Regions from separate parts of the Homo sapiens genome. Here regions 2, 3, 4, 5, 6 and 7 are each linked to region 1. The links are chromatin loops, found by intact Hi-C in ENCODE. Cell type or tissue: heart right ventricle. All regions are shown on one strand. Each heading gives the region's core, and the rest is flanking DNA. Links, peaks and the distances in the headings are about the cores only. Region 1 overlaps PCDH9 (protocadherin 9). Region 2 has its middle 25 kb from the start of MIR548X2. Region 3 overlaps PCDH9 (protocadherin 9). Region 4 overlaps PCDH9 (protocadherin 9). Region 5 has its middle 210 kb from the start of LINC01052. Region 6 has its middle 39 kb from the start of MIR548X2. Region 7 overlaps PCDH9 (protocadherin 9).

What was found. Peaks named below come from ENCODE experiments on the same cell type or tissue, not always from the same donor. Only the 100,000 strongest peaks of a DNase experiment are listed, where the experiment ranks them.
Region 2: it touches region 1 in a loop (4-fold over the local background); 10 of 110 quality-filtered maps call a loop at or near these places.
Region 3: it touches region 1 in a loop (9-fold over the local background); 28 of 110 quality-filtered maps call a loop at or near these places.
Region 4: a loop joins it to region 1, with 7 times the contacts of the local background. A loop is called at or near these places in 22 of 110 quality-filtered maps.
Region 5: a loop joins it to region 1, with 3 times the contacts of the local background. A loop is called at or near these places in 42 of 110 quality-filtered maps.
Region 6: it touches region 1 in a loop (4-fold over the local background); 19 of 110 quality-filtered maps call a loop at or near these places.
Region 7: a loop joins it to region 1, with 2.6 times the contacts of the local background. A loop is called at or near these places in 9 of 110 quality-filtered maps.

The regions. Positions count from the first base shown.
Region 1 is chr13:67,221,828-67,226,178 of GRCh38, reverse strand. PCDH9 (protocadherin 9) reads left to right here. Exons shown (of 5, transcript NM_203487.3): 2 at 1-774. Among named protein-coding and RNA genes, the nearest start is that of PCDH9, 6.3 kb to the left of the region's middle. In heart right ventricle, for the core only: a CTCF peak has its summit at 1,737 (motif pointing right); a DNase peak (open chromatin) is centred at 1,778; H3K4me3 peaks cover 4,000 bases; H3K27ac peaks cover 702 bases.
Region 2 is chr13:65,938,848-65,943,198 of GRCh38, reverse strand. No RefSeq gene overlaps it. Among named protein-coding and RNA genes, the nearest start is that of MIR548X2, 25 kb to the left of the region's middle. In heart right ventricle, for the core only: no CTCF peak of the experiment used is centred there; a DNase peak (open chromatin) is centred at 2,198; H3K4me3 peaks cover 1,738 bases; H3K27ac peaks cover 1,416 bases.
Region 3 is chr13:66,620,189-66,624,539 of GRCh38, reverse strand. The region is part of intron 4 of PCDH9 (protocadherin 9); the gene reads left to right. The region is part of intron 2 of LOC105370247 (a long non-coding RNA gene); the gene reads right to left. Among named protein-coding and RNA genes, the nearest start is that of PCDH9-AS2, 200 kb to the left of the region's middle. In heart right ventricle, for the core only: no CTCF peak of the experiment used is centred there; no DNase peak of the experiment used is centred there.
Region 4 is chr13:66,992,633-66,996,983 of GRCh38, reverse strand. All of the region lies in intron 2 of PCDH9 (protocadherin 9), which reads left to right. It overlaps PCDH9-AS4 (PCDH9 antisense RNA 4), which reads right to left. Exons shown (of 3, transcript NR_046637.1): 2 at 703-762. Among named protein-coding and RNA genes, the nearest start is that of PCDH9-AS4, 3.9 kb to the right of the region's middle. In heart right ventricle, for the core only: a CTCF peak has its summit at 2,593; a DNase peak (open chromatin) is centred at 2,613; H3K4me3 peaks cover 1,413 bases.
Region 5 is chr13:65,655,001-65,659,351 of GRCh38, reverse strand. No RefSeq gene overlaps it. Among named protein-coding and RNA genes, the nearest start is that of LINC01052, 210 kb to the left of the region's middle. In heart right ventricle, for the core only: a CTCF peak has its summit at 2,435; no DNase peak of the experiment used is centred there.
Region 6 is chr13:65,924,796-65,929,146 of GRCh38, reverse strand. No RefSeq gene overlaps it. Among named protein-coding and RNA genes, the nearest start is that of MIR548X2, 39 kb to the left of the region's middle. RefSeq lists an enhancer at 1,731-2,230. In heart right ventricle, for the core only: a CTCF peak has its summit at 2,170 (motif pointing left); a DNase peak (open chromatin) is centred at 2,176; H3K4me3 peaks cover 515 bases.
Region 7 is chr13:66,833,548-66,837,898 of GRCh38, reverse strand. All of the region lies in intron 3 of PCDH9 (protocadherin 9), which reads left to right. The region is part of intron 1 of PCDH9-AS2 (PCDH9 antisense RNA 2); the gene reads right to left. Among named protein-coding and RNA genes, the nearest start is that of PCDH9-AS2, 11 kb to the right of the region's middle. In heart right ventricle, for the core only: no CTCF peak of the experiment used is centred there; a DNase peak (open chromatin) is centred at 2,588; H3K4me3 peaks cover 748 bases; H3K27ac peaks cover 3,349 bases.

The DNA of each region.
Region 1 (4,351 bases), core at 219-4,218:
ATAAGTGACCTGGGGTACCCTAAGTCTTTGCACACGCTTGTGCTTGTATTCCTTTATGTTAACGACACTGCTGGAAATGCCTCCTATATCTATGACTTGATCCGCAGGACTATGGAGACCCCGTTGGACAGGAACATAGGGGATAGTAGCCAACCCTATCAAAATGAGGACTATCTAACCATCATGATTGCCATCATCGCCGGTGCCATGGTGGTCATTGTTGTGATCTTCGTCACCGTTCTGGTGCGCTGTCGCCATGCATCAAGGTTCAAAGCAGCTCAGAGGAGCAAGCAAGGTGCCGAATGGATGTCCCCAAACCAGGAGAACAAGCAAAACAAGAAAAAGAAAAGAAAGAAAAGGAAGTCTCCCAAAAGCTCTCTTTTGAACTTTGTTACTATCGAAGAGTCCAAACCCGATGATGCAGTTCATGAACCTATCAATGGGACAATAAGCCTGCCGGCTGAACTGGAGGAGCAAAGTATAGGAAGATTTGACTGGGGCCCGGCACCTCCAACAACATTCAAGCCTAACAGTCCTGACCTGGCCAAGCACTACAAATCTGCTTCTCCACAGCCTGCTTTTCATCTCAAACCAGACACTCCAGTTTCCGTGAAAAAGCACCACGTGATTCAGGAACTCCCTTTGGACAACACCTTTGTTGGGGGTTGTGACACCCTTTCTAAACGCTCTTCCACTAGTTCAGATCACTTCAGTGCCTCAGAGTGCAGTTCCCAAGGAGGCTTCAAGACAAAGGGCCCCTTACACACCAGACAGGTAAACGAGCACTTTTACTGGTCTATAAGTACTGCATACAAGTGCCCAGTCAACCAGTATTAACGTGCCAGTATGTCTATTGTTTTGGTCTAACTTTAGCTTAGTTAGAAAGAGGTAAAAAAAAACTTGACCCCTTTTCTATTCCTCTGGGGCTCAGTCAAGAATTTTTAGAACAGCTTTGAAATTTCTGAGTTCTGAGAATATTTTCTCCTTTCAGTTTCCTTCAAATGGCAAAAGATGAAAAGAGAAAATTATTCCAAAATGTCCCAAGATAATGTTTGCTGAAGAAGAAAAAACCTGTCCTGATATGCCAAATTCTGCTCCTGGGGGTTTCCAAATTGACTGCTTCAAGACTTTCACCTTACCTTTTGATCTAAAAAGTCACCTTCAAATCTCAAGTTTTCAATGACTTTTGAAGGTGTGACTGCAATTATGTTGCAGCTATGGTTGCTAAAGGGGTTAATTTTTTTTTTAGTCTCTAAACAGGATAGTAGAATATTAAATGTACATCAGCTGTGAAGCACATGATCGTTGATAGATTGCAACTAAGCCATATAGGAAGTCTTCTCTTTGATTTCAAATTATTTTATTGTAATATATTAAATTCGGTACTTAATAGAAAGATTTTTAGTGTCCGCAGTGGCCAAATACTCTTTCAAAAAAAAAAAAAAAAAGAATGCTTGCTGCCTAATATAACTGATTTAAAAAGAAAAGAATGAATCCATTGTAAATATTCTCTCATCTTAGTAATGCATAAGTGATCTGTCATAACTCATTTTAAACTGTGAAATATGCCATATGAAGAGGGATTAAGAGGCTGAGAAACTCATATTTCAACCAAATCCAGAATTAGTTTTTCTTAGGTCTAATAATTCCTTGTTAATAAAGATTTAAATGCAGCGCTGTCTAATTTATTTCACTGGTGCTTGTCTGTTGCCACAAAATTTGAATATCGATAATAGCCTGTAGATGGCACTAGGGTATCATGTCGCTTGTGCTGGCCAGGTGCCAATCCCGCAGTAGCAAGGAGAAGGGGGAGGGAAGGATCAAGCTGGTAGTACAGCCAAAGATACCTTTTATTTAATGATAGTTGCTCTGGAGCAACTAGCATTTAAGTTCATTCGCTTGCTCTTTTGTGATTAGCTCTCAGCACACCAACTTTCTAGGATTTCGTAATGCTAGTTCTGTCTTTGTCGATATGGAGTTCACCTATGGTGATGGCCCATCTGTACTTGTTTATAAATAAGGAACACATAGATTTTAGAAAATCAAGTAAAGCAAAATTAGTTTGCAGAACAGTATCAACAGTTATCATTGATTAGTCTTTGGAGAATCAAGAGTTTTTATTTTCTGAGGGTGGGGTGAAGTAGGATGTTTTATTGAAACAGTTTCCCCCTTACCAACTATCATTTATTGCTCTGGAAGGACTTAAGGCTTCATGGTAATAAAATATTTATAAGAGTAATTTTGACAATGAGTCATACAGATACTCCCAGAACATCAAGTATAATACATATTACCATACAACTAAAATCTCCATTCTTAAAGTAAAATATTAAACAGTAGAGCGTTTTAAAAGTACAAATATTTACAGCTTAAATACACAGGAAGAAAGGACTTTAATCAGTATAGAATTTTAAAGGAGACTATGAGATTATTACATATAAGTCAAAGTTAGAACGACTTAATTTTTGTGTTAACTTTGTTAGTATTTGAAAAGAGGTTGATGTTTTAAAATTTAAAAAATGTTCAGTCTTAGTAAAGGTTTTTAAAAGTTAAATAGTTAACTATGATAAGAAAAGTAATTTATGAAACTAAATGAGTTTGATTAAAAAGTTGCTCTTAATGAACAGAAAGAAAATTTTTTAAATTATTTACTTCTGTTATGGTTACTCACAATACACATGGTATTTTATGATATGCATAATTATGTTGAGAAACTAATATGACTTAAACTTTTTCATGTAAAATCTGACATTTTCTTTCCAAAGAAATGTACTGATATACTTCCAGCATCATCTTTTTTTCTGTCTATACGTGGTGATATTAGCATTGATGTATAGATCCACTTTTTCTGACCTCCCCAAAAGTTGAACCTATATATAGTGTAGTGACATAAATGTTAAGTGCATTTCAGCAAAGTATGCAAGAGATCTTTTCTTGAGGCTTAGTCAGTCATAAAAGTCTTTGTATGATGTAATCTTTCAAATAGGATACTGAGTAATTCTCTAACTGGAACTAAAGTGCGTTTTAGAAATTTCTTGTGACCATGTGTCACTTTGCAGTTCTCCTATGGGTATTCCAATGTTCATATGGAACTAGGTAATTCACTCTTATGATAAAGAGCTATTAAAATGGCTTTGCTTACACCTTTTAAAAGTTTTCATGCTGAAAAAGAAATAGTGTGATGTTGGAGAAAAGAGATAGAAGTCGGTGGAGAAGTGGTAGTGATATACAAAGTAATATGTACATTTTTTTGGATAAAAGAAGCATATTTCCTATGAATGAACGACATCAAATATATACTACTCTTTAAAAATTTGTTTTCACTGAACTGTATGATTGCTATCTGCAGATGTTCTAGTTAAGCTAAAAAGTAAAAACTTTTTTAACTAGTGGCTTTTATATAAAATGTGCTCCTGAAGCTACACAATTTTGAAAGAGTAACATTTCTTGCTACAAAAACTTTCAAAGGAATTTATTTAAAAAAATACAATCTGTGAAGATTTTAGTTGTGTGACGACTATTGCTCACACCATCTTTTCATTTTATGCTATTAATTGATATGTGGGTAAAATGCAAGATTCTTGGTTAAAAGCTTACCAAACTTAAATTTCACTCATTTATACTGTATGTATAACGAAAACATAACGTCTGATGTTTTCATCATGAATTTGTTTGTGGTACATCAATTCCTATATTGTCTGATATTTTTCCCCTTGCTGTTTTCCCTTGTGTTAACCTGCAAAGAACATAGGAAACACTGTAAATCATATTCCTCATTCACTCTATTTTATAAAGCTTTCATGTGTCACTAAATTTTTCACAGATTATTTCTTACAAATTTTTGGAAGTGCGATTAGCCTTTATAGGTTAAGAATTTACTTTTTTTTTTTTGGCAAAAGGTCATGTCTCGGTAATTATTTGTAAAAAAAAAAAAAACAACAAAGTTTACAGCCAAAAGGTGAAGAGGATGAAAACGACAACATTATCCATTCCAACAAGGCTTTAAATGATAAAATTCATTGGTATATTTGCCTAAAAGAAAAATGGTCTTGTTGACAGATATTGTTTTAAAATATGATACTGATTCTCCCTGTGGAATGTCTGGGAATCATTTGGAGCACTACTTAAAACATGGATTGTTGGGTTCTACCCCAGAGGCTCTGATTTCGTACCACTGAGGTCAGGACTGAAAATATACATTGCTAACAAGTTCCTAGGTGGTACTGATGCTGCTAGTCCAGGGCCCACACTTTGAGAACCACTACCTTAGCATATTGAAACAGGAAGTGTCAGCCTCTTTCCCTCTCGTATTATCATATCCAGAGAACCTGTTTTTGCACAGCCCAACTCT
Region 2 (4,351 bases), core at 257-4,256, 1.3 Mb after region 1:
TCTGACTTATTATTACAGATAATAGTAAACTATGTACTTAAGAAAGCACAATGTGTGCTTTCAAAAGCTATAAAAATGATGTGTGCACATTTATATTTGGCAGAGTAAATTTTAAAAGTATAAGAAACAATACCCAATATTCTGGAAAACATTAAGAATTCATGGCATAATAAAAATATATTTATTATTAATATCAGGTTCTGAGAATCATTATAATTTGTAGTTTCTCAAGCCAAAATATACTGAGTTTCAAGTGAACAATTTATAATCCATTTCAACCTCCCAAATATGTGTTTAAGATAACTAACTCAAATCTTACCTGAGGTCTTGAGAAACAATAATACACCTGAGAACGTTGTAACATCTACAGTAGCAGCTAATAAACAATTTGAATTTTCTTTTAATTTAGGCACATAAATGGGCCCCTATGATCAAGAAGTTTCCAAAACTTTATGCACAAGAGGATATGCAGAAAATCATAAACCATTTTAAAGGCAATTAAAGACCTTAAAATTTATAATTATGAATTTCTTGATATAATTATGTCTTAAAACTTTATCATGATGTAATGAAATATCATCCCAATGGGTGAAGAGACTTAGATTTTAGAGAGTCATAAATAAAGCAGTGCAAGGTCAAGCGTGGTGGTTCACACCTGTAATCCCAGCACTGTGGGAGGCCAAGTTGGGAGGATCCCTTGAAGCCAGGAGTTTAAGGCTACAGTGAACTATGATCACACCACTGCACTCCAGCCTGGATTACAGAATTAAACCCTGTCTCTGAAAACAAACAAACAAACAACAACAATAACAACAGTGCAGATTACATATCAGTCACCAAGTAAATAATACACATATATTTCTTCGTGTGTATATGTTCGACTGCTGTCTTCTATTTGAGTTACGAATAAACATGTCAGAGATCGTATCTCACTTCTTGATCTCTTGATTATTATCTATAAGGAATGGTTCTTGGACAAATCTGATACATGGTTCAAACACAGTAGAACCTAGAGGTTGTGATTTAATTATTTTATGATGGTTTGGGGATAAAGACATTATGTTTAGTAATCATTAACTCTGCATCCTGCAATGAGCTATGTGCTTCCTATACACTATTTCATTTAAAACCCCTGAACAACTTTTTGATATACTGCAATTCTCATTTTACAGAAAAGAAAATAGAGGCTCAAAGAGGTAACATAATGGAAGCAGGGGATTAATATTTGTCCATTTGTTTCTGTCCTTAGTGCCTAGCAGAATGTTTTAAACTTAGTAATTATATTTAATACATTCTATAAGCAAATCTTAAGAATTGCTTTATGTTAAGACAAAAAGGAGTATGTTCATAGAAATTTGGAGACTGAAGGAAGATATAGGAGATAAATCATTGCAACAGGCTAAACTCTTAAAGTGTGATTGATTCTAAGTTAGGATTTGGGGAATATTTCAAAGTAAAGCAAAAACCACAAATAACAAGCCTAGCCAGTATCAGTTAAACCTGAACAGAAAATGTCAGCATTGCTTAATTTGTAACGGGAAGAGGACAACTGAAGACATTTTCCTCAGAACAGAAAGACTTTTTTGGCTTTCAATAGTAAGTACAATGTTAAGTCTGTTATATACCTGATATCTGAAACCATATACAATTCATACCTGAAAATTTAAGCAATAAAATGAAAACAAAGAATATTTTCACCACTTTATTCTTAAATTATTTTGAAAAGTTTTATAGTTCTGTTATATTTTGCTGTTTGCTTATTTCAAAATGTTTAATATTTTATAATATTAATACTAAAAGGCAATATTTTCTTTAAAGACCTGAGAAGATAAAATTATTTCTTCATTTCCAAATGATAAAGAGCAATGATAAGTGACACCTGTTTTCACTGTGCTTTCGATTGCTTTTTCTGATAGTGTTAACAATTTAAGTTTTGTTATTTGAAGGTTTACATTCATTGAAATACAGTTTTAAGTAAAAACCATTCTAAATGTACCTTTCCAGAGTTCACCTTCTCGAAACAATCTATTCTGCAGCCATGCAGCAACGTAGACACCAACTTTCTGCCTTACGTATTGTCAGTGAGAGGAGAAAAAAAGTGTCTTGAACAAATGTCTCTCCTCAAATGGGAGAAAGTGACATTGCCAGTGAATAGAGGTGCTGCCTCTTATCTGTGCTTAATAACCTCTCTCGCTGGCACCCATTCAGCTGCCATTTAGCACAAAGACACGTCTGCATGTCATTTAACAGGCCAGCATTAATACACCTAACCAATCAATGGCTGCTACCCATTCCACAAGGACACCACTCTGTTACCGTTACTAGACACTGTCAACAGAAAATGACACCAGAGTCACAAAAGGCAAAATGATGTCAGTTTAATCAGAGAGCAGACAAAAAGGCAAACAATGCTACCCAGGATAGAAGTATAACAAGGAGACTCAGAGGTTGGCATAAGCCACTCTTGGCAGGTCCCAGTGAAACTGGTTTGAAATTCAATGATATGAAATCCAATAGAATGACATAGACAATCAGAACTGTTTTCCCCCATTCAATTAAAATTGGTTACTGCTGTTGGCAGAGGGAAAATCTGTATGAAAATATTGGAAGAGGGTGCAACATGAATAGATGTTATAGGAAATCAAACCATGTTTTATCTATTCTAATAAAAGCATCAGCATCCTAAATTACATTATTTTAAAATTTGTTCAATCCGTTACTTCAGTTTTCTTTCTATGAAAAATTAAACAGACATTTTTTAAAGTCTCATTATATTAAGCCAACAGCTTTGAATCAGTATATGTATACACTGACAAGATAGCTGTTCACATTAAGTAGTGATAATAATGATGGATTTGTACAATTATGGATGTGGAATAGGCCTCAGAGATTATCTGGCCCAACCTGCTCATTTTACAGATGAGAGAACTGAATCTAAGAAAGAATAAGTGAAATGCCCAGGAGCACAATGGCAAAGCCAGGGTCCTGGCTCTCAGTCCAGCTCTTTTTCTAGAATACTGTTTAAGATTCATCTTTTGCAGTAATAATGACAATTTCTGTCTAGCCAAAAGATAGCATTTCATTAATTTTCCATACATGTAGTGCATGTTATCGTGGAACAGGGAAAAGGGAATTATTTTAATTAAGTTACTTCAAATAGAACATTTATAAACAATGAAGCATAATTTTACTGACCTTGTAAACCTCATAAGACTCCTCTTTCCTCTCCAAATATTTGAGGATGTGCAGTGCCTTTCAAATCCTCTAGAGATGGGCTGGGCACGATGACTCACACCAGTAATCTCAGCACTTTGGGAGGCTGAGGTGGGTGGATCACCTGAGGTCAGGAGTTCGAGACCAGCCTGACCAACATGGTGAAACCCCGTCTCTACTAAAAATATAAAAATTAGCTGGGCGTGGTGGTGGGTGCCTGTAATCCCAGCTACTCAGGAGGCTGAGGCAGGAGAATCACTTGAGCCCAGGAGGCAGAAGTTGCAGTGAGAAGAGATCACGCCATTGCACTCCAGACTGGGCGACAGAGCAAGACTTCGTCTTAAAAAAAAAAAAAAAAAAAAAAAGTTCCTCGAGAGATAAGCATGACAACCAGGCCAATAAGAGCTGGCTGAGAGCAGCAAATACTTTGGCAAAGTTTCAGAGATGCCATATCCTGATTCTCTACTGTACTATTCTGAGATATCTAGCTGGTTTATAATTCAGTTTTCACTGGATTGACTATTTTGTTCTCACCTCTAGCATTGTTATCTGTACCTCTTTATGTAGAAGCTTGGTGCTGCCTATGCTGCCTACTTGAGACACCACTTTTAGTCAAGTTGAACTCATCCCTTCTTCCAACCCAGTTTCCCCCAGCTCAATTTCTGCTAAGTCCTGTAGCTCTGGGATGTGTTATACATGTGAAGAGCCAGGTGGACAGGCCTTTTTCCCTGGATACATTCCACCTCCCTGCCCTGGCCTGACAGCTTTTACTGGTTGCTAAAATTAAAATTTGGTTTCAGTATTTACTCCACCTTTATTCTCTAAAGAAGTCTATCTGAACATTTTAAAATCCATGTTCTCTGTAAATAAAAAAAGAAATCTCTTTTTAAGGATAAAAATTTGGATTTTATTTTCACTCATATTATTTGGCTTTAATACATACATGTATATTCAGAGAAATTTTTGAATCAGTGATTACTTATGAATGAAAAGAAAGGTTAAATATAAAATAAATGATACTTTCAGGTCAATAGCTAACACTAACCATGAGTATTAAGATCCAAATGCCTAGGATTACACTAGATTTGTAAACCAAATCATGGATAATCGACAAATATTAACAATATGGAGGTTTTCT
Region 3 (4,351 bases), core at 70-4,069, 600 kb after region 1:
GAAGGCAGGGCATGACCGCTATCCTTCTGGCAACCAAATAGATAGTGTCTCTGTGTTCTAAGTATATCCAAGACCTAGAGCACACTTAATCAACTGCCCTACAAATGAAGCACACAATGTGCAGTATTTATCGCACTGAATTTTGTTACCTTTTACTGCAGGGGAAGATTTATTCCATTCCCAAGTAGCAGTAAATCATATTTACTTAAGAAGTTAACTCATTAACATGATCATAAACTCTATGTAAAATTCAATGAAACCATTAATTCTAAGAAAATGGTAAAATGACTTTCATTTGAGGATTCTTATTTTTTAAACAAATATAACTAGGATGATGAAAGAATTTCACTAATTCAAAAGCAGACAAAAACAATTATGTGTTCAGATCAGGAACAGTTATTACCACTAATTCAAAATTAAGTCTTAATCTTGTCCCATTGAGAATCATGAATAGAGTTATTTCTGTATCTGATATTTCTTTAAATGTTATTTTAAAGGATTTTCTGCTGTTTAATCATGTGCAAAATTACAAGTTATATTTACTTTGAAAATCCTGCTTGTCATGTGCCTCTGACTTTATCTAGACTATGTTACTAATCAGTTGATGAACTTCTCACTGAGTATAGTTTTAATACCTGACATTTATGGTTAATATTTAATAAGTCCTGTTTATGACCCAGGAATTCTTGTAAATATTTTGATTCATTGTATATGATCCCCCACTAATACTGTAAATTAGATAGTATTATAAGTAAACTGAAATTCAGAAATTTTGTTATTTGTCTAAAACTGCTGAGTATGACTCGGGTGCAGTGGCTCATGCCTATAATTCCAGCGATTTGGGAGGCTGAGGCAGGACATAACTTGAAGCCAGGAGTTGGAGACCAGGCTGAGCAACATAACAAGACCGTGTCTGTACAAAAAAAATTAAAAATTAGCCAAGTGAAGTTGTTTGTGCCTGCAGTCCTAGCTACTAAGGAGGCTGAGGTGGGGGGATTGCCTGAGCCTTGGAGTTTGAGCTTGCAGTAAGCTATGATCGTGCCCAGGCACTCCAGCCCAGGTGAAATGACAACATTCTGTCTCTTAACAAAAAAAAAAGAAAAAGAAAAAGCCTACTTGCCAGCAGGTGAGCCCCAAAATATGAACTCAGGAGTGTCTGACTCCACAGCTTTTGCTATTCAGAAAAACATCCTTCAGTGAATACATGGTTTAACATAGTACATGACTCAACACAATCACTACTGGGGATGCATTTTTAATTATAGGACACTCATCTTATCTTTAAGAAGCTTGAGAAATTAAATGTTAACACAATGTGTTGGTCAAATAGTCGGCTGATAGTGTGTCCGGAATTGGTGGGTTGTTGGTCTGACTGACTTCAAGAATGAAGCCGCGGACCCTCGCGGTGAGTGTTACAGTTCTTAAAGGCGGCGTGTCTGGAGTTTGTTCTTTCTGATGTTCGGATGTGTTCGGAGTTTCTTCCTTCTGGTGGGTTCGCGGTCTCGCGGGCTTCAGGAGTGAAGCTGCAGACCTTCACCGTGAGTGTTACAGCTCTTAAGGGGGCCCGTCTGGAGTTGTTCGTTCCTCCCGGTGCGTTCGTGGTCTCGCTGGCTTCAGGAGTGAAGCTGCAGACCTTTGCGGTGAGTGTTACAGCTCATAAAGGCAGTGTGGACACAAAGAGTGAGCAGCAGCAAGATTTATTCCAAAGAGAGAAAGCACAACGCTTCCACAGTGGGAAAGTCCACCAGCGCGGATTGCCACTGCCTGCCCGGGCAGCCTGCTTTTATTCTCTTATCTGGCCCCACCCACATCCTGCTGATTGGTAGAGACCAGTGGTCTGTTTTGACAGGGCGCTGATTGGTGCGTTTACAATCCCTGAGCTACACACAAAGGTTCTCCACTAGGCCACCAGATTAGCTAGATACAGAGTGTCCACACAAAAGGTTCTCCAAGTCCCCACCAGAGTAGCTAGATACAGAGTGTGGATTGGTGCATTCACAAACCCTGAGCTAGACACAGGGTGTTGATTGGTGTGTTTACAAACCTTGAGCTAGAGACAGAGTGCCGATTGGTGTATTTACAATCCCTGAGCTAGACACAAAGGTTCTCCACGTCCCCACCAGACTCAGAAGCCCAGCTAGCTTCACCCAGTGGCTCCTGCACCGGGGCTGCAGGTGGAGCTGCCTGCCAGTCCCACGCTGTGGGCCTGTACTCCTCAGCCCTTGGGTGGTCGATGGGACTGGGCGCCGTGGAGCAGGGGGCTGCACTCGTAGGGTAGGCTCCTCGGCCGCACAGGAGCCCACGGAGCGGGGGAGGCTCAGGCATGGCGGGCTGCAGGTCTCAAGCCCTGTCCCGCAGGGAGGCAGCCAAGGCCCGGTGACAAATCGAGTGCAGTGCCCGTGGGCCAGCACTGCTGGGGGACCCAGTACACACTCTGCAGCCGCTGGCCCGGGTGCTAAGCCCCTCATTGCCCTGGGCCAACAGGGCCGGCCGGCTGCTCCGAGTGCGGGGCCCACCAAGCCCACGCCCACCCGGAACTCCAGCTGGCCCGCAAGCCCCACGCGCAGCCCCGGTTCCCGCTGGCGCTTCTTCCTCCACACCTCCCTGCAAGCTGAGGGAGCCGGCTCCAGCCTTGGCCAGCCCAGAAAGGGGCTCCCACAGTGCAGTGGTGGGCTGAAGGGCTCATCAAGTGCCACCAAAGTGGGAGCCCAGGCAGAGGAGGCGCTGAGAGCGAGCCAGGGCTGTGAGGACTGCCAGCATTCTGTCACCTCTCAATAGGATAAATAACTTGTGAGAGAACTACTTCTGCAGTTTTTAGTGTTTTTGTTTTGCTTTGTTTTTTGTTTGTCTTTGGTACTAGATTAATAAAAATTTAGATCTTAGGACCCTACAGATCATCCTGTATAACAGTGTTTTATACAGAGGCATAAAAAGGAAAGTGCTTTGCCTGAAGCCACATAGTTTATGAGTCTACAATAAAACTCATATACGCCGACTCCTCTATCAGTGTTCTTTTCACTGGAACAATACTTTCTTATCATGAACCTTATACCTTTTCCTCAAAGAAAATAGGTACAGTTATTTGATTAGCAATTGTCTCCTCATTAATCTCTAGGGACTATTTGGTCACTTTTCTATTCTCCATGCCTGTCAGCTGGGGATTGCCTTCAGCTCTTAGAGGTCACACTCAGCTGCTAGCCATGTAGACCTGTTAACATTACTACTTATTTCTTCAAGGCCAGCTAGAGAGACAAGGTCTCTATAGTATGTCTGTATCAAGATAGAGTCTTATGTAATGTAACATAACCATCAGAGTGATTTTCCATCATCTTTGCTTTACTTTGTTGGTTAGAAGCAAGCCTCATGTCTTGCCTACACTCAAGGTGACAAATGGTCATAAACATCAGGAGGTGGGGATCATGAGGAATCACCCTAGAGTTTGTCTGCCATAGTCTATATTAAACTTTTAGAAACTTACATTAAACTTATATAAATGTTACCTTGATATATCTTCGTATACATTATTCATTTGAGCTTTACATAATTCACCCATTTTTTAATTCATTTATCTATTCATTCTGCAAACATTCATGTTAAGTCAATTATGTACTAGGTAGTACGTTAGGTTTGGGGGATAGACATTAAAACCAAGACTCAGTAAGCTTAAACAACTTCCAGTTTAGTGCAAGAATTCTTAGTCTGTGTTACTTGGTCCAAGAGGACCACAAGTAGATTTTTAGGAATTTGTGAGGTTCCTGAAATTGTTTTGCAATTTTGTTCTATGAGCTATGAAGCAGTGATGCTATGAAGATTTTATAAACCATAAAAAAAGACAAAAAAAAAAGGAACACTGATTTTTGTAGGAGAGAAAGTACTAGATACCAATAAAATTAGTGTGTTAGAATAAATACTAGTAAGCATACAAAGAGTGGGTTTTAGCATAGAATAAGCCTTGGATAAAGAATCAATAAAGATTCTATAGATAAAGTGATACTTTAAACAAGTGACATGGGATGAATAGATCTTACTGAAGTAAAGTCTGTGTGTGTATGTGTGTGTGTGTTTGTATGCAATGTAGCCTTCTTTGTCCTATAAAAAGTCATGGCCAGTAGGGCATAGAAGTTAAAATCTCAGTTTCTTTAGAGCATATCCATGTAAAATTAGTGTCAACATGGTCTTTAAGTCTCAGATACTTAACCACCAAAATGAGCCTACTAATATCTGAAAATATTCTTATAAAAATTAAAGGGCCTGAAACACAGTAGATGCTCAATAAATGATAAACTGTTCAAGTAAGTGACGGTAAATGAATTGTCACTTACTTGAACAGAATAAATGGATTGAGACATAG
Region 4 (4,351 bases), core at 257-4,256, 230 kb after region 1:
TTTCATATCTAATCAAACTTAACCACCACTTCAAAGCACAATGCTATTCCTGTCAACAACTCTTTTTCTCTGTTCTTTTCTTCCTTGATGCTAAAAACTTAGTTTTCAATTCTATACTGAATTTTCTATAAAAATCCTTTAATTTTGCATTTGGAGTAAGGTCTCCACCTAACTTGTTAGCTTTTTCTTTTACGATTCTGCAAGAAACCAGACACTTACTAGCCAAACAGTACTATTCACATTTAGACACATTCATTCAGGGATTTCATAATACTATCAGTTTACTTGTACATTTATTCAGTAAACATTTTTGTGTGCTTACTGTATGTCAGTTTGGTACTAGGCACTGAGCATACACATAAACTTAATTTATAATGTTGATGCTATTTCCTTTCTTGAAACACTCTCACACTAGCAATGCTTATTAAAATTCTTCACATATCAAATTACTTATTCTTTAACAATTAAATTTATTTAGTTTAAAAGTTGAAAGAATGTAGTAGAATCTTTTTTCAAATATCTCTTTCTCTGTGAGGCCTACCTCACCCACCCTAATTAAAACTATAATCACTCATTCCCAGCATGAAGAACTCAGAATCCCAACTATCCTGTGCTTTTTCTTTTTTTTTTAAACACTAATGTTCTAACATGTCATATAACATATTTATTACTGTGTATTGAATATTACTTGTCTGTACTCACTAGAATACAAGCTTCACAAGGGCAGAGAGTGGTGACTATTCACCAATGTACTCCAACTACCTGGAAAAATAGTAACATTCAATAAAATGTCCCGCTGGTAAGATATTCTCTTAATGAAACCTCTTCTGAGAACCCAAGCTTCAGTTTACATAGCACTTTCCTTGTGCCTCTCAGATAAGACAGAACATTTTCCTTTACTGTATCTTCCCATTAAATACAAAGCTCTGCAAGACTAGACAGTGTTGTTCACATATTTGTATCTTCTGGAGAGTTTAGCCCATCAGCCGAATTAATTGCAAATAATTATTGAAAAAAAATAAATGAAGTTAATACAATAATTCATAGTATACAGAGAAAATAATCTGTATCATTTTTCAAATATTGTGACCCAGTTGGGTCTAAGTAAATTATTGTTTTCTTCATTTAGGTTCTTTTAGTTTGAATTCAGTATATCAGAGGATTTTTAGACAGCAGTAATGCAGATGATATGTTCTCTCTGAACTGCTCGAGTATATTTGATATACATAATTTTTCAATCTTTTTATAGAATGAGATTGAGGTTTGCCTGAAAGAAGAAAAGCTCAAGAAGCAGTAGTCTTTGCTACAGGAAGACACACTATAACAGATGTTCTTTTCTTTTTTTATAGTCACAGAAAACCATCTTAACTTTGTGAAATTAAAGGGTAGAACTGACACAAACATGGAACAATTCTAACTTCCTAACCCAACCTCAAAACTTAGGGTTTGAAAATTGGTTACAGCTGTTCCTTTCTGTTTCTTAGGGTTTTGTTGTTGTTACTGTTGTTTTTTTCCCTTAGTGGTGGACACTTTTATGCACCAGCACTCAAGCAGAGTCTCTCACTGCAGGTGCATTTACCATTTGGGGACCGTGCTGCCCTTGTTTTGTTAGCCTCAGCATTTTTAAAAACCTCACTTCGCCCGTGGTGCTTGTGAATATATCACTGTCCACCTCTTTTGCCTTTTGTATTTACCGTGTCTTATGCTTCAGCCTTTCCGATGCCCTTGAGAAGCCATAACCATGCTTTACATTTGAAAGAGTGCCAGCTCATTTAATCAGGCTGAGTTTGAGAGGCATGGATGAATTTATTCTATCTAACATTTAATAAAAAATAATTTAAAAATGTGACTTATGCCATGACATGCTTAGCATTACCCTTCCGGGTTTAAATTTGAGAGCTGTCAGCACCCTCCGTGGTCTGGAAACTGACATGTTATCAATCAAGTGCGTGGGTGACAAGGCCGCTGATGTCCTCCCAAGGCTCTTGTTTAATAATTAATTTTTCATTGCAGGCATGTTCCGTAAATGGATTACAAAACTTAAGCCCGTTTAAAAGGTTTTAGAAATTCATTATTAGTTTTAAAAGATGAATGCACAAATTAACTATCCATGATAGATGAGGCATACCAAATATAGCCAGGTCCTATGTGGTTTTGGCTTATATTTATATATAGCGTAGAGTAGGGTAAAAAGTCAGTACAGTTTTATAGAGAATGTCACTGAAGCACCGAGGAAGTGATTCTTTCAAAGGAGACTCAAAAAAGGAGATCAGATGACAAAATTGTGCTTTGAACATTTTCATCTTTTCTGTTGCTCTCAGAAGTCCCCAGCCATCTAGCCTCTGGACAGGCTCAGCTCTATTTCTGGAGTCAGTACCTCAGCTTGTTTTTACCACAGAATAATATTATGATTTAGAATGAAAGAATTCTTATCAGTTATCACATCTTAATTTCCTTAATTCAACGTCAGTGCCAGTTTTTAAGCTGTTATCTTTCAGCTCCAAACCCACCAGCTTTGTGATTCCCCGGGCTAGTCTCAGCGCTCTGCATATCCGCTTTGCCATCTGGCTTCTTAATAAGTTTGGCCAGTAGGGCACGCTAGAGGGAGACCGAATGGCGGGGTGAGGGGAGCTACTGCGTCCGGCTTTGCAGGCCGTTCCTTTCAGGGTTGCCGCAGCAATGGCACTTCATCCTGGCAGCAGCCATTTGCTGGTTGCAGTGCCAGTTTCTTGGTTTCTTTTTTGCATTCCTGGAATCAGTTTCATCACTCTCTCTTGGAGTTACCAAGAGTCGCCAGTCAGTTTCCTCTCCGTGGAAGGCTGAGTCCCAATTCCATAGGGCTCTGTGCCAGACTTTTAGTCTCTGATAACTCCGAAATCCTTCCTTCTGTTTCCTAAGCTCTACAGGTATTCTAGTTTTTCTCGCAATTTTTCATTACTAGGCTACATCAGTGTCCTTTTTCTTTCTTTCTTTTTCTCACTTTTTATTTGTACCTTTAGTCCTCCAACAATTAACAATTCCCCATGTTAAATTCTCTCTGTTTAAACAACTAACGGGCTCTCTGTATTCCAACTAGATCTCGGCTGATGCAAATGCCGTAGACAATCAATCGATCAATCAATCAGCAAATCCAATTTCCCTCTAGCCACTAAAGGGACTTAATATAATTGAATGATTATAGAATTCTGATCCCATTTATCTCAAGCCATTGAAAATATTTTTCGTGTGATTATAAGATACGTAATTTTAAAAAATGATTTTCTAAATCAGGATTCTTACCAGATTATTTCACAGCTTATTCACTCATTGATTGCTTTCCTCCCACCCTTGTTAGCTTTTGTATGCCTGTCCTGCATTTTAAACCAAGGTATGAGGAGGATAAAGTAAATAGTAAATGGTATGATAGTGGCCAAAACTTTGAATCTTTTTCCCTATTCATCATCTTTGTGCAAGTTGGTAGGGAGGTCCACTAATTCAGCCTCCCCATTCCCTGTCCCTTCAAAGTAAATCAGAAGCTTCAGGTAAAAAGCAGAGAAGCTACCCAAGTTCTTTTCATTTATTTTATCATCATACTAATAATTTTGCTTTCTGAAATGATTACTCTTACAAGCAGCAAATATATTTTTTAGGAAGTTAGAATTATTGATGTCACGTTTTCATATTCAGTATCCCAAGTAAATATCAGGTAAATTCAGGAAAATAAATACAACCATTTTCTTGGTTAATTGTTTTTAAATTTAATATATGTTCATTTATTCTTTTAAATATATATTTCATAAATGGTGACTATGTATTCCATGACATAAAAACTAAGTATTTTTAGTGGGAAATTCTTTGTGGAATCACTGAAATGATAACTAGTGTTAGCAATACTTCTGTTTCATGAGACGAGTCACTTTATGAAGATTGCAAATTATTTTTTGTCCCCTCTAGAGTTCATTTCATGGGAAATTTAAATTTTATTGTCTTAACTTTAATGTTAAACATTTCCTTCACATATGGTATGGCCAGACATGTTTTCTTCTTTGCTGCTATTTTACATTTTAGATGTAGTCCATTCAGGATCTTTTTTTTTTTTTTTAGGAGTCAGAGCTTGAAGTGACGCAACACTTTCACTCTTTATCTCTGATTTACATGCTAATAAAGACAACTGATAGACAATATGATATACTTTGGCCCTAGAAGATCCTTAATGAGGAAATTCTGTGGCCTGTTTTCTCTTCTGTGCTATTTTTTGTCTTCTAAGGCAGGCATTTTTATCAGTTCAGTTTGTTGCTGTGACTAGTTCAAACTTGTTCAGGGCTTTATGCCTGAAATAAGTAATCAATTAGCCTATATATATAAATATATA
Region 5 (4,351 bases), core at 68-4,067, 1.6 Mb after region 1:
GTATAGCACAAGAGATCCCTGAGGTAATGGAACAGTCCTTTATCTTCAATTGTGGTGGTGAATGCATACATCTATGCATGTAAAAAGTTGCATTGCACTACCTATGCATAGTAATATATGTAAAAACTGATTAAATGTAAATAAGCTCTGTGGAACCAATATCAATTCTCTTGTTTTGGCATTATCTGTAATTATTCAATGTGGTACCACTGCGGGACACTGGGTGAAGGGTAGAAAACGCCTCCCTGTACATTTTTAAAACTTCCTATGAACCTATAATTATTTCAAAAGAAAAATTTAATAATGCAAGAATAAGTGTGCAGGATCTACTTAGTTTTTATCCTCTAAAAATGTTAATCTAGGCAGTGAGAAATTTGGTAAGACCAGATATTATAAAAAAACATAAAAATAGTAGGATAAGAGTATTATGAGAAAATTTAGCATAATGTATTCAATTAAAATTGAATAGGGCTTAAACTTAATGAAAAAATAAAGCAAACGTTTAGTAGTAATTGTCTGCTATACTATACTTTAAGATTGATACTCAACATAATATGTTTTGAATCCACCATCTACACCACAGTGTACTTACCTTCTTGACAACCCTTATTTTTTACCAGATATATTCTCCAATAAAGATGAGCAGATGAGTCTCAGTGTCTGGGAAAAGGGAATATGGTTTCAAATAAACAATAGCACAGGCAAGAAAGAGATAATGACTAAAGAAACAGCCAACATTTGAAGAGGAAATATAATGCCCTTAAGTTTATGTAGGAAAAGGAAAGAAGCAAGGAGTGAGAATAGAGACAAAAGGTCAGTAAAAATTATGTTGGTTCTCTTCACTGTAGTATCATAATTCAGATTAAAGGGCAATTGGATCACTCATTAGGTTTGGGAAACTTCTCATGCAATGTAGCTTTCCTCATGTTTCTCAAGATGTAGTTTGGAAAGTTCCTTGTGCCCACATTACTCATGGCATCTGAACTACAGGGTATCCCATGCCTTGGATTAGAAGTAGATGAGAAATTATAATTGGAAAGAAAGAATTAAGAGCACCGTCACAGAGACAGGTTTTCTCAGTTCTGCAAGGACAGCAACATGCTAACAAAATGGGTAGGTCCTAATAGGCCTGTCATTAAGATCAGAAAGTAGTACAGGAAGAACACGAGAAAGGAAGCTGTGTACAGTCCATGACCCTCCAGAGAAGAAATTTTGCTGGAAATCCGTGTTGACTGGTAGAGACCAGTTGAACCTGAGTAAGTAAGAGCTCAATCAGAAGAGATTAAACATCAGTCCTAACATCAGGACTCAAGGATGACTCAAAAGCATCCATTTTCGTCTGAACTGTGTCTTGCCAGAATTCATATATTGAACCTCTAACAGCTAATTTAACTGCATATGGAGATAGAACCTTTAAGGAGGTTAAATGAGGTCATGTGAGTGGGATCCTAATCCCACAGGATGGGTGTCTTTATAAGACATGGATGAGACTCCAGAGAGCTCTCTGTGTCATCAGAGAAAAAGGCCACAGAGGGACACAATGAGAAGATATCTACAAGCCAAAAAGTGTGGTCTCCCTAGAAACCAATCCTGGCAATACTTTGATCTTGGATTTCTAGCCTTCGGAAAAGTGGAAAAATTAATATCTGTTGCTTCAGGCATCCAGTCTGTGGTATTTTGTATGGCAGCCCTGGTAAACTAATACACCAACCTCTAAAAATCTTTCTAAATTTTCTTTGCACCATATTTTGGAAATTTTCTTATTAGATAATGAAAGAAAATTTAATGACATTATAAATGATATATAAAATATGTAAGGGAAAAAGTTTGATAGGCATAACTCTGCATATAAACTTTGAATTGATTAGTTTATTTACACAAATCTGATTTAAACCAAAAGGGACTCCTTTTGTTTAAAAAAATGTTATTTTTAATTCGAACATTAGTTTTCCTTAAGAAATGAGTGTAAGTGATGTTAATAGCAATATTAAGATGAGCTCTAGATAAGATCTAAATAGATATTTGGCATAACTCAGTTGTAGTTTAGCAATTTAAACCATATCACCCAGTTTTTAACATCTGCAAGAAAAAAAAGTTATCCCAAAAGGATAAAAATATGCATGTGCCGTAGATTTATTAAAATAATAGTAATTATTTGCCATAAAAATTTATTATAGACTTTCTATAATTTTGGGATTGTGATATCTTATACTTTAGTATAAGCTTATGAATATATACTTCCTCTTAATCTTGTACCTTTATTGAGTTTGATATCTTTATAAATCCTTTATGTTAAATTTATAGTGTGATACTAAATTTCAGATTAATGTAATGGGTCTCAACATTTTCAGTCATTCTTATCAACAAGAAATAGGTTATAAATATTATCACATAGTAAATGGAATGGTGTTCTCTAGCACCATCTAGCTTACTTTTTGAGCAATTCACAGCAACAAAATTTAACAATTGGATAACAATTTTAGATAGTATAACTATGAAGGTCAATGAAGATAGGTCAAAATGATTAACAGTATTAATGCCATTTAAAAAATTACTACATGCACACTGTTGCTTTCTCATAGCATTAAGGGATTTGTCCTCTACTGCTGTCACTGCGTCTTAAAAAAATCATTTTCTATCTGCTAATTGCCAGAAATACTTCATTTAAAACTGTAGGAAGATCCACTTAATTGCCCTGAGTTGCGGATAAGCTTTAGAACTAATGTGTTTTTATATCAATAAAGATTGAGAGCACTATATAAAATAACTCATAATGTTCATCATCTTTATATCATGAAATACATGTCATTGGCATTGCCCTGATAGAAAAAGCTAAGCCATATAGAGAGCAGAGAATTCAAACTTACACTTAGTTTATGAAGACAGGTAGTCATAGGAAAATCACATCCAATGTTTGCCAAGTATCTTCTAGAAGAACGTATTTGAATTAATTTCTGTTTGTGATACACTAGCATATTTACTAGTAGTTTGCATTTAGGTGACATAATTTAAATTTATCAATTCTGATTGTGGGTGGCCACTTTTCATTTTATTCTACAATACCTTCACGTTGCTATTTAATCTCTAGTTGTTTCTAGCCCTGCAAATCTATTTAGGAAAAAACATAGAACTCTGATAAATGCAAAATATGTGCTAGTACAATGTATAAGAACACTTGATGAATGTTAGCCAGAAGAAAATATTAAAGCAAAAGGGATTTTGAAACCAACTTTGGTTGTAAGAAGCTAATAATATGGATATTCAAGCAAATATTTAAATATTTTGATACATTGTATTTATGAGAATGTAATTTGGCTACCTTATTTTCAGTGAATGCAATAAAGTATGTTTAAAATAATTCATCAGTACTAGAAGTTGTAAAATATTGTTAAATGAGTACATTTTTCCAATATTCTTTAAAAAAGAATCTCTTCCAGATATGGTTGGCTTGAGTTGAAACTTAAAGTGAAATTTAATGGAATTAGTCTGGTTACTCCAATTATATAAAATTCTAAAATATTAGAATAATTAATATTCAATCTTATCAATTCATTTGCTTATTAAACAAGTAATTACTTAATGAATATTATTTACCAGTCACTGTTTTACATGGCCAGGATTCATTTGTACTTAATGCAATTAAAGCACTTGATGTGGTGCTCTTAAAGAGCTTATATGTTAATATGGAGATACAGACAAATTATATATGTATACAGGTGCATGTGTATGTGTGTCATATGCGAGATAGCACTAAGCACTATGTAGGGAATTAAGTGACGTGGTAGTGATTTTCTTTTGAGATAGTGATTTTTAAAATTTCTTTAGATTGCATAGGCAGAAAGATGACATTTAAACAGAAATTTGAAATCATAGAAAAAGGAAGAGGTATATTCCAGGAAATCAGAATACCTATTTTGCAGACTCTTAAGTTCCTAAGAGTTTGTCATATTTCAAAATTACTGCTACAATTTGGGATCAGCATGGAAGGTAAGATAAAAGTGTGATGGGATCTATGGTTGGGGCCAGATCAAATAAGGCTTTCATAAAGAGGGTAAGGAGTTTTGACTTTCATTTCTCTCATCCTCCTTCTCATCTTCGTTTCTTCCTTCTTTTCTTCCTTCCTTTCTTTTTTTCTTTATTACGGTAAACCCTGTGAGAGATGGTGGTGGCTTTTATTAGGATGATAGGACATATGTAAGGACATGGTCAGAGTCCATATGTGTTTGAACATACTAAAATATATTTTCTGATTAAATAAGTTTGGGAGTGTGTGATTGAGAAAAGTGAAGTATCAAGGGCAGCACAATTAAATTAGGTTTGACAGTTGCTGCTAGTGTTTCCTTAAACATTT
Region 6 (4,351 bases), core at 133-4,132, 1.3 Mb after region 1:
TACTATGTTGAAGGTGAGAGGGAGCATTCTTGTTTTGTGCCAGTTTTCAAGGGGAACGCTGCCAGCTTTTGCCCATTCAGTATAATGTGGGCTGTGGGTTTGTCATAGATGGCCCTTATTATTTTCAGTTATGTTCCTTCAACACCTGGTTATTGAGAGTTTTTAGCATGAAGGGATGTTGAATTTTATCAAAAGCCTTTTCAGAATCTATTGAGATAATCCTGTGTTTTTTTGTCTTTAGTTCTGTTCATATAATGAATACTTAACTTTGAATATCATGTAATTGGACTACAAATCACCTACCGTTCCTCATTGTTTTGTCCAGCTTCCTGTGTTATTCCTCCTCATTTCCCCATTTGTTAGTTCCTGGTTTACTGTAACTCTCTTCATTACTCCTGTTTATTTTAATCCTGTTTATTATACTATATACATAGATACTTCTCTGAAAACATTGAATTCTCAATTTCTTAAATTCTCCTTCTTTCCTCTATCTCAGTCACTCACCCTCATGGTCATGCCTTGGACCTTGCTTCACTGCAATTTCTCTATAATTTCAGTTTTATGCATCACATTCCATGATAACTACTTCCTATCTATGCATCTCACTCCCATAGGTTTTTGACTCTAAAAATCTTTTAGCACTATTAGGATCTCCAATTTACTTATTTTACTGGTTTTAGTAATCTTTTGCTTCTTTGAAGTTTTTATTTATCTCCTAATCTGGCTTAAATTTCATAGTTAATAATCACTTTAAATCCCTTTCAATATGTCTAGCTTCCTTGTTGTTTTCTTAGTTTGTGGTACTCACTTGGAAAATTAATCCTGATATGTCTGATTTTCTCAATATTCTATACCTGGACCCAAAGCAACAGACCATGTATGGAAAAAGAAATATCATCTTGGTGGTCTGACTTTAATTTCATGACTGCAAACCTCATGTGAGCTTTTAATGCTGACTAGAAATCATATTTCCTTAGTTCATTAATTTCCCCTTCTCTTAACACCTTTTACAATTTTCTTCCCTCCTCATTCAACTTCTCTTCCACAGATGAACTATGTATTCCTAAGGCCTTCTTAGGTTCCATCTCTTCTTCTCTACTCAGGAACATTCCTTCAATTCTTTTCCTGCCTATATCACTACTCCTTTCCCCTCATTGAATTATTTCCATCTGTACAAATTTATTGCTATATTGTCAGTCTTCAAAACATTGCTTTCTTTCTACTGCTTTATTCTTCTGCTCTCCTTTGAAGCAAAACTCCTTGAAAGAGTTGTCAATACTAATTGTGTCTAATTCTTCTATTTTCACTCCCTGTTAAGCCCACTGTTGCTCCTATTACTTCATCAAAATTTTTCTTTCCGTGAACACTATTGATCTTTATATTGGTAAACTCTAATGTCAATTCTCCCTCCCCGTATACATAAACTGTCAGTAGAATTTGACCTTTCAGTAGCAGTTGGACACTCTCTTTTCTTCAATATATTTTATTCATTTGGTTTCCAGGACATGAGGCTGAGAAATTCTAGGCAGAAAAGTGCAGGTTCCCAGCGAAACCCCACTCTTAAACCCAAAAGCCTGAAACCCACTGCCCAAAGTGAGAAATTCTATCCCTGTTTTCCTGCTCCAGTGTTGCCTTTTCCTAAACTACCCATGACCCCTCCACCCTGCATCCTGTCCCTATAAAAACCTCAGACTAAGCCGGCAGAGAGGAGAAGCAGGTGGACGTCAGAGACTACAGCTGGACATTGTAGAGAAGCGGCTTGACTTCAGAGGGACAGCTTGATGTCATAACTTTGAGAAGAATCCTGCCAGAGATGGCCACACTCCAGGGAAATGTTACCTTTCCACCCTGTCCCCTTTCAGCTCCACTTCCTGCTGAGAGTAACCTTCATTGGCAATAAAATCCCCTACATTTACTATCCTTCAATTCGTTACTGCGACCTCACTTTTCCTGGATGCCAGGCAAGATCTCGGGAACCACAAGTGTGGACACAAAAGGCTGTCACGCTGGCCCTTTGCCCTTGTTGCTGGAGGGCAGCCACCTCATGTGAAAAGGCAGAGGTTTCACTGAGAGGTAAATATATAAGCCATCCATGGACTGCAGAGCTAAAAGAGCACTGTAACATATCCTCTGGGGCTTCAGAGGTTGCAGGCGCCCCCACCTGGACGCTGCTAGGGGGCCTGCATAGAGTTTGCTCCTGAAGGTGCCCAAAACTGCTAGCTCCAGTTCCTGCACCTGCTCACCTGCATGCTCCCTCCCATGAGGAGTGAAACGCAGTAGTTCTGAGTAGTGGAGTTTGATCCCACCGCGCCAAAGCAGCTGGCTGGTTCCAGCCCTCCTGCACTCTAGTTCCTGCCTTGTTCACTCGCACACTCCCTCCTGCAAGGAGTTGAGAGCGCTAGGCTTAATAAACGAGGCACACGCACGCCTGTCACGAGTCCCGCGAAGGGATCGGGGAAATATCCTGCTTCATCACTATTGATTTGGTGTATGTGTTTTTTTTTTACACTAACTGGAATTGACAAATACTCTAGTTACGAGTTTGCATTCCCTTCCTGTAGTACTTCAGACTACAGCCCATCCATCCAAAAGTTTTTAAAACACTGTTTTTTTCCCTGAAGTTATCTGATATTATCACTGTTTTCAAACCAGACTTCTATACTCACTAGTACAGAAAAATAAAGAGTGAGAAACGTAAAAACGCTTCTTTGGCATAGCTCCTTTTGAACTTAAAGTTGACACCCAATTAGGTGTTGAGAACAATTATATTAGCACATCAATTACCAAAATTGTCTGATAATAAGACTTAGGTGAGGAACGTGTAAAATCATAGAATCCAAAGCCCTTCACCTGAATGTTGATATTTATTTAGTTAAGTGGCATGAAGCTATGGATTTTGTCTCTGTTACTGACCCAAGGTTGATTATAACATCAGATCAATTCGAAGATAGTACATCAAACTATAATATTAAAGCAGCCTCAACAATAAATTTAGAGCATTCACTTCAGAATTTAAAAAGGGAACTGATATTTTGATGAAAGAAGTGTTTGATTGTGATATTTATTGCATTGCCTTTCTGTTCCCTTTGTTTTCGTGTTTACGCTTCTTTTTTATAATTATGCTGCGAGGTCATTTTGTGTTTTACTTCTCAGCAATTAAACACTTTCCTATAAAAATTTGAATGACATATGTCTGTTTATTTCTAAACTCTAACATGTGCTATGCAAATAATAGAAAATTGCCATCAAATGACTCACCCAGCTAAAGGTAGGATATGAATGGTAAATACTTTTGTTTAGATATTTGAAATAATATTTCATCCTTGCTTAACAGGAACCAGGGAAATAGTCACCTTAAAAACTGGAAAATATTGTTGACCTGTAACACTCCGTTTCTTATAGTTCAAAGTGAAATGAAAGGAATAGATATAGTCCTTCTTACACTGCTATTTTCAAAACAGAAAATAATTTCTATGGGCACACGGAAACTATCAGGGTAGTTAGCACTAAATTTCAATGTGATGAACCAAATATATTGCTATGCTATGAAGTAATATATTGTGTCATATAAAAACAGGGAAAAATAGACATTGAATGATCATTTGACTGTCTTTTGGATGAGCATCTGCAGAGCATTCTGGCTCTTGAGAATAAGGTATATTTTCATACAGATTTAAATCTATGTATTTTTAGCACTATTTCTTTTTTGGTGTGTAAGTTAATATCTCCTGTTGATTCAAAAGATATGAGACACTATAATACACAGATTTTCAACCTGGCAAGGTATCCTTTCTATTCAGTAGTATTAGTGCAGAAATAGATTTATATGGTTAGGCATGGTGGCTCAGGCCTGAAATCCTAGCAATTTGGGAGGCTGAGGTGGGCAGATCACTTGACCACAGGAGTTCAAGACTAGCCTAGGCAACATGGCAATACCCTGTTTCTACAACAAATACAAAAAAAAAACATTAGCCAGGAGTGATATCACATACCTATAGTCTAAGCTACTCAGGAGGTTGAGGTGGGAAGATTACTTGAGCTTGGGGAGGGCAAGACTGCAGTGACTCAAGATAATGCCACTGCACTGCAACCTGGATAACAGAGTGACATTCCATCTTAAAAAAAAAAAAAGTATGTGTGTATATATTTTGTAAGTTGTAAATTTTATATAAAGTATCATTGTTAAAACAGAAGTTAAGAAATTATTTGAACAAAGTTAATAACTATCCAAAAACAGCTAAATATTATTTACTACTTTATGTGCTAATCAAAGAATTTCTTAAAACTCTATTTCTAGAATTTATTATTTATATGAGTAAAAATGTCATTACTGCACTCCATCATGTGAATT
Region 7 (4,351 bases), core at 240-4,239, 390 kb after region 1:
GGAAGAAACCCTGTGTTCATTCCCCTGGGTGTGTGTTTGGCAGTTGTGTCCTGAAACTCTATTGCCTGGGGAGTGCTTTTATCTCCTTGAAGCCTATTTGATGAAAATATTACCAATACCTCATAGTTACACAAAGATGACTGGAAAGGTCGTTTTTTAACGAGAAAGTCATTTGGGCATAAAGAATTGAAATATTTTGCACTTTTTCTTAGTAGGAATCAGAGCAGAGCGACATTGGAAATAAGAACAGAAAGAAATGAAAGTTTTCTGTCCCCTACACAGTGTTGTTCTCCTCCTTCCCTTCCTCGTTACTTAATTTAGAGAAGGGAAGCAGAAAGGGACAAGGAAAAGAGAGTAAAGGAAAGGAGGGCAGTAAAGTCATTAAAAAGGCAGAACAACTCAGAGTTGGCGCAGAGGAACGCAGCGGTCGTGGGCAGGGTCTTTGGAGCCAGGCTGCTCCCGCTCCACCGTATGTTTTTGCCTCGTTGTGGGCAGGTCAGTTAACTTCTTCATTCCTCACTTTTCCCCACTGTAAAACGAAGCCACTAACAGTACCTTACTTCATGAAGACCAAGGGAATTAACACTCGTGGAACATTCAGAAAAGGACCTGGGAAATTTTAAATGCTCTGTATTTATTAAGTACAAAATAAAGAGAAACTCAAAAGAGAACTCATTTTGGGGAGATTTTGGAATTAAGGAAGAAAATTTTTAAAATAAAAAGCATCAGCTAACAGTATACCTCAAAAGTGCAAGCTGAAGCAGTTGACCTTCAGAAATTCAGCATGTTCTATAACCTAGCAATTCCATCCATGCGTGAGAACATATGCCAAGGAAATCCTCATTGTTTCCACACAGGTGGTCTCTTATGTGGATGCTGACAAGAGGTGATGGGGAGGGTGCTGATTTTTAGCGTATACTTGGGCACATTTTAAATACTGGAGCTTTTCTAAGCAAATTTTGTACTCGAGCGCTGTTATTCCTCTGGTAGAACTACATGAGGTAGACTATTTTATAGGAAAGTTTTGAAGCTCAAAAAAGTCACTTATTCCAGATGGTACATCAGAGATCTGGAATTCAAGAAAAGAAAATCTGACCGAGGATTTTACTTTTACCCACCGATTGTAACATACGGAAAGTCAGAAACAAGGCAAGTCCCTGATGGATTTATTAGGAAACATTACTCAATTTCCACAAAGCCCTAGAAACTCTTCTAGACAACAATATAGCAAAAGTTGGGGAAAATGGCATTTCTGGTTTCAAACAGCTCAGTTTTTGTTGGATAACACAGATTAAAAGTAAAAATTACTGCTTAGTGAAATGAGTGCTGATGTAGGTGCACAGAGAATAGATTTAACTTCTGCTCCTGTTAAGTGTAGGATTGAGGTGAAGATACAACAAAGAAAGGAAATTGAACGGAATTATTAAGAGGGTCAAGTTTGATAGGCAGATAAGACTAGGTATCAGCAAGACATTTCAAACAAAAGGAACATTATGTAATTTTTTAAAAAAATACATGAAAATAATATTTAAACAAGGAAGGAATATGATAAAAGAAGGATAGTTAGTAAAATTTGGATAACATAAAGATTATTGAATCTCCAGTCGTCAAATTTATCCTAAACTACTGGGGAGAGGTCTCATGTCAGATTTTGATTATCGAGAAAGAGGGGTCAAGAGTATAAGAGAAATTGCTTTTTGTTTTGAACTTCAGTGTCCACTATTGTGGACAATATCAAATTCAAACAAATATACACTTTATTTCAACTTTGTTTCCCCATGTGACTAAATGTTTTTCTCATTTTTATTTCTATCTATTCTGTGTATAGCTGCTGCTTTCTTTGTTTCTCATGTTTCAACTCACTTAATATTACTTTAATGTTCAAACTTTGGTATTTCTCACACCTGGAAAAAGATATGCTGGTTCTTTTATATTTTAAAATGATATGCTTTTGATTTTTAACTTTTATCTCAAATTAAGTGTCTAGGGTCATATTTAAGTTTTTTTCATGCTTGCTTTTTATAATTGAGGTAAATAACATTTTTTGCCCTTGACAATCTTTAATAAGTATGTATTAAACGGAATGGGGAGAGGATAGTCAAATTAAAAGCAGTCCTCTCTTTCAGTTGTATAATATATAACAGTCTTCTAATACTTTTCATGCCAAAGAAATGAAGTCCATTGGTTGTAAATGTATTAATTCAGATGTTTATAGACATTCTAGCATAAAAAAAAATTGTTGGGTGGTTAGCAGGAGGACAGGTTTTGTAGCACCATAACAAATCCCCAAAGAAAAGTTAACCCGGCATATAACACAGATTCAGTGGGCAAAAATAGAACTGCAGATCATCCATCACTTTTGTGTCGTGACCTCTGCTAAATCTACTAACAAATTCTGTGTTATTTAATCACAATGACAGACCCAAATACAAATGTCGTGACTTTGCTGTGTTCCCTGGGTCTTGCCATATCACCATCACCATTTTATATTCCCTTCCTGGGGACACTTTGGAAGATTTAGAGGCTTTCAGCCTAATCTGACTGGCTCCACACAAACAGCTGGAGCTTTGCCAAGAGCCGAGCTCGATTATGTCAACAAGACAGCCTCATCCACAGGGGAGCTCCAGCCGGGTGTGCGGGAGTTCTGGGAACCGCCATGAATTAGCTTTATATGCTCCAAGAGGCAATTTCCTACAAAAACAGACTTTAAAAGCTGCCAGAGGAAATTGTTTCCCATTGGAACTAGGCCTGGCTGACGATTGTCTTCAGTGACTATGTCAATTTGGTAGTCAGTCCTCAGGACATACCAGGCCTTGTCCTTGGATTCTGTCTCTCCACAGAACCAAGCCCAGTAAAGCCTGCATATGTAAATAAACTTCTGTAATGATTATGGATCTGTCCCAATTATTTAGGTTATTGTTTTTAAGTTTAAAACTTAGCTAACTAGATAGATATTTTCTGACCTCAACTTAAATAGTATTCCTGCTATTACTTAAAAGAGAGCATTCTCTTAAACATAGCATCCAGGTTAGGAAGAGGAGCAAAGCGTTCCATGGTTCATTAGCCTTTTGCTGAAGTGTTAAGTGGATCAGTAGGAAGCTTCACTTACAGATGTATTTAAATATTAGTGGCATTTGAGTAAACATTATGCATTTTGATTCTTTGCTATATTTCTTTTCATAGAGTGTTCTAGCTGAAACACAACCAGAAAGGTTAATTTTTAGATTCCCCAATGTGCAATGAATTGGCATCTTACAGTTAGTGTTAAATAGCTACATATATGAACAATACAGTATACTACCTTGTACTTCCTTCAAAGCAAATGTCCAAGGGTTCGAAAGCATTCTAGTGTTTTTGTGAGATTCTACAATGTTTAAGATATCTATAAATAGTAATTTTGGGTACAGTTGTATAAAATGCATTCCTTGAAAAGTTCAGAAACCAAAAGACCATCAGGGGCTGGGAGTGGTGGCTCATGACTGTAATCCAAGCACTCTGGGAGGCCGAGGCGGGTGGATCACCTGAGGTCAGCAGTTTGAGACCAGCCTGGCCGTCTCTACTAAAAGTACAAAAATTAGCTGGATGTGGTGGTGGGCTTCTGTAATCCCAGCTACTCAGGAGGCTGAGGCATGAAAATTGCTTGAGCTCGGGGGACGGAGTTTGCAGTGAGCCAAGACTGCACCACTGCCCTCCAGCCTTGGCAATAGAGTGAGACTCTGTCTCAAAAAAAAAAAAAAAAAAGACCATAGGTATATAAAATTATATTCAGGATAACAAATAACAAGTTGCCAAACAAATGTTGAAGGGACATCAATGTATAAAGATTATGTATATATGAAGTGTGCCATATTGCAAAAAATTGATTTATAAATTAGATTTTTTTCATTCTACAAAAGTTTTTTCTCCCCATAGAAACAGATATTTTGGTAGCAGTTTCAATGAACTTCAGTGTTTGCCAGCTCATTATCAGCTATTCAACCAGCACAGGTCATAGACAAGTCATTTCTGTCACTGATTGGCTACTATCCATATTTTCCTAAATAGCACAGTAAATAATTTGCTTAAATTACAAATTTATAAAACTGGTTTCTTCGTCCTCTCCAAGGTTTAAATCTGGAAACTAATGATCATATACTCATAAATGCCTATTCTGCAAACATTTGATTTTTTTTCTATATGAAGTTGTTAACTTAAACTCAAACTATAGGAAGAAATAGGGAGAAATGTCAAAATTACTATATTTCAATTATTCACCCATTAAAAATTAGGTTTCTATCACATGCCCTTGTAAATATAATCTTTAGACATTGTGAAGACTACAAAGATGAGAAATTGTGCCCAATTCCAATGT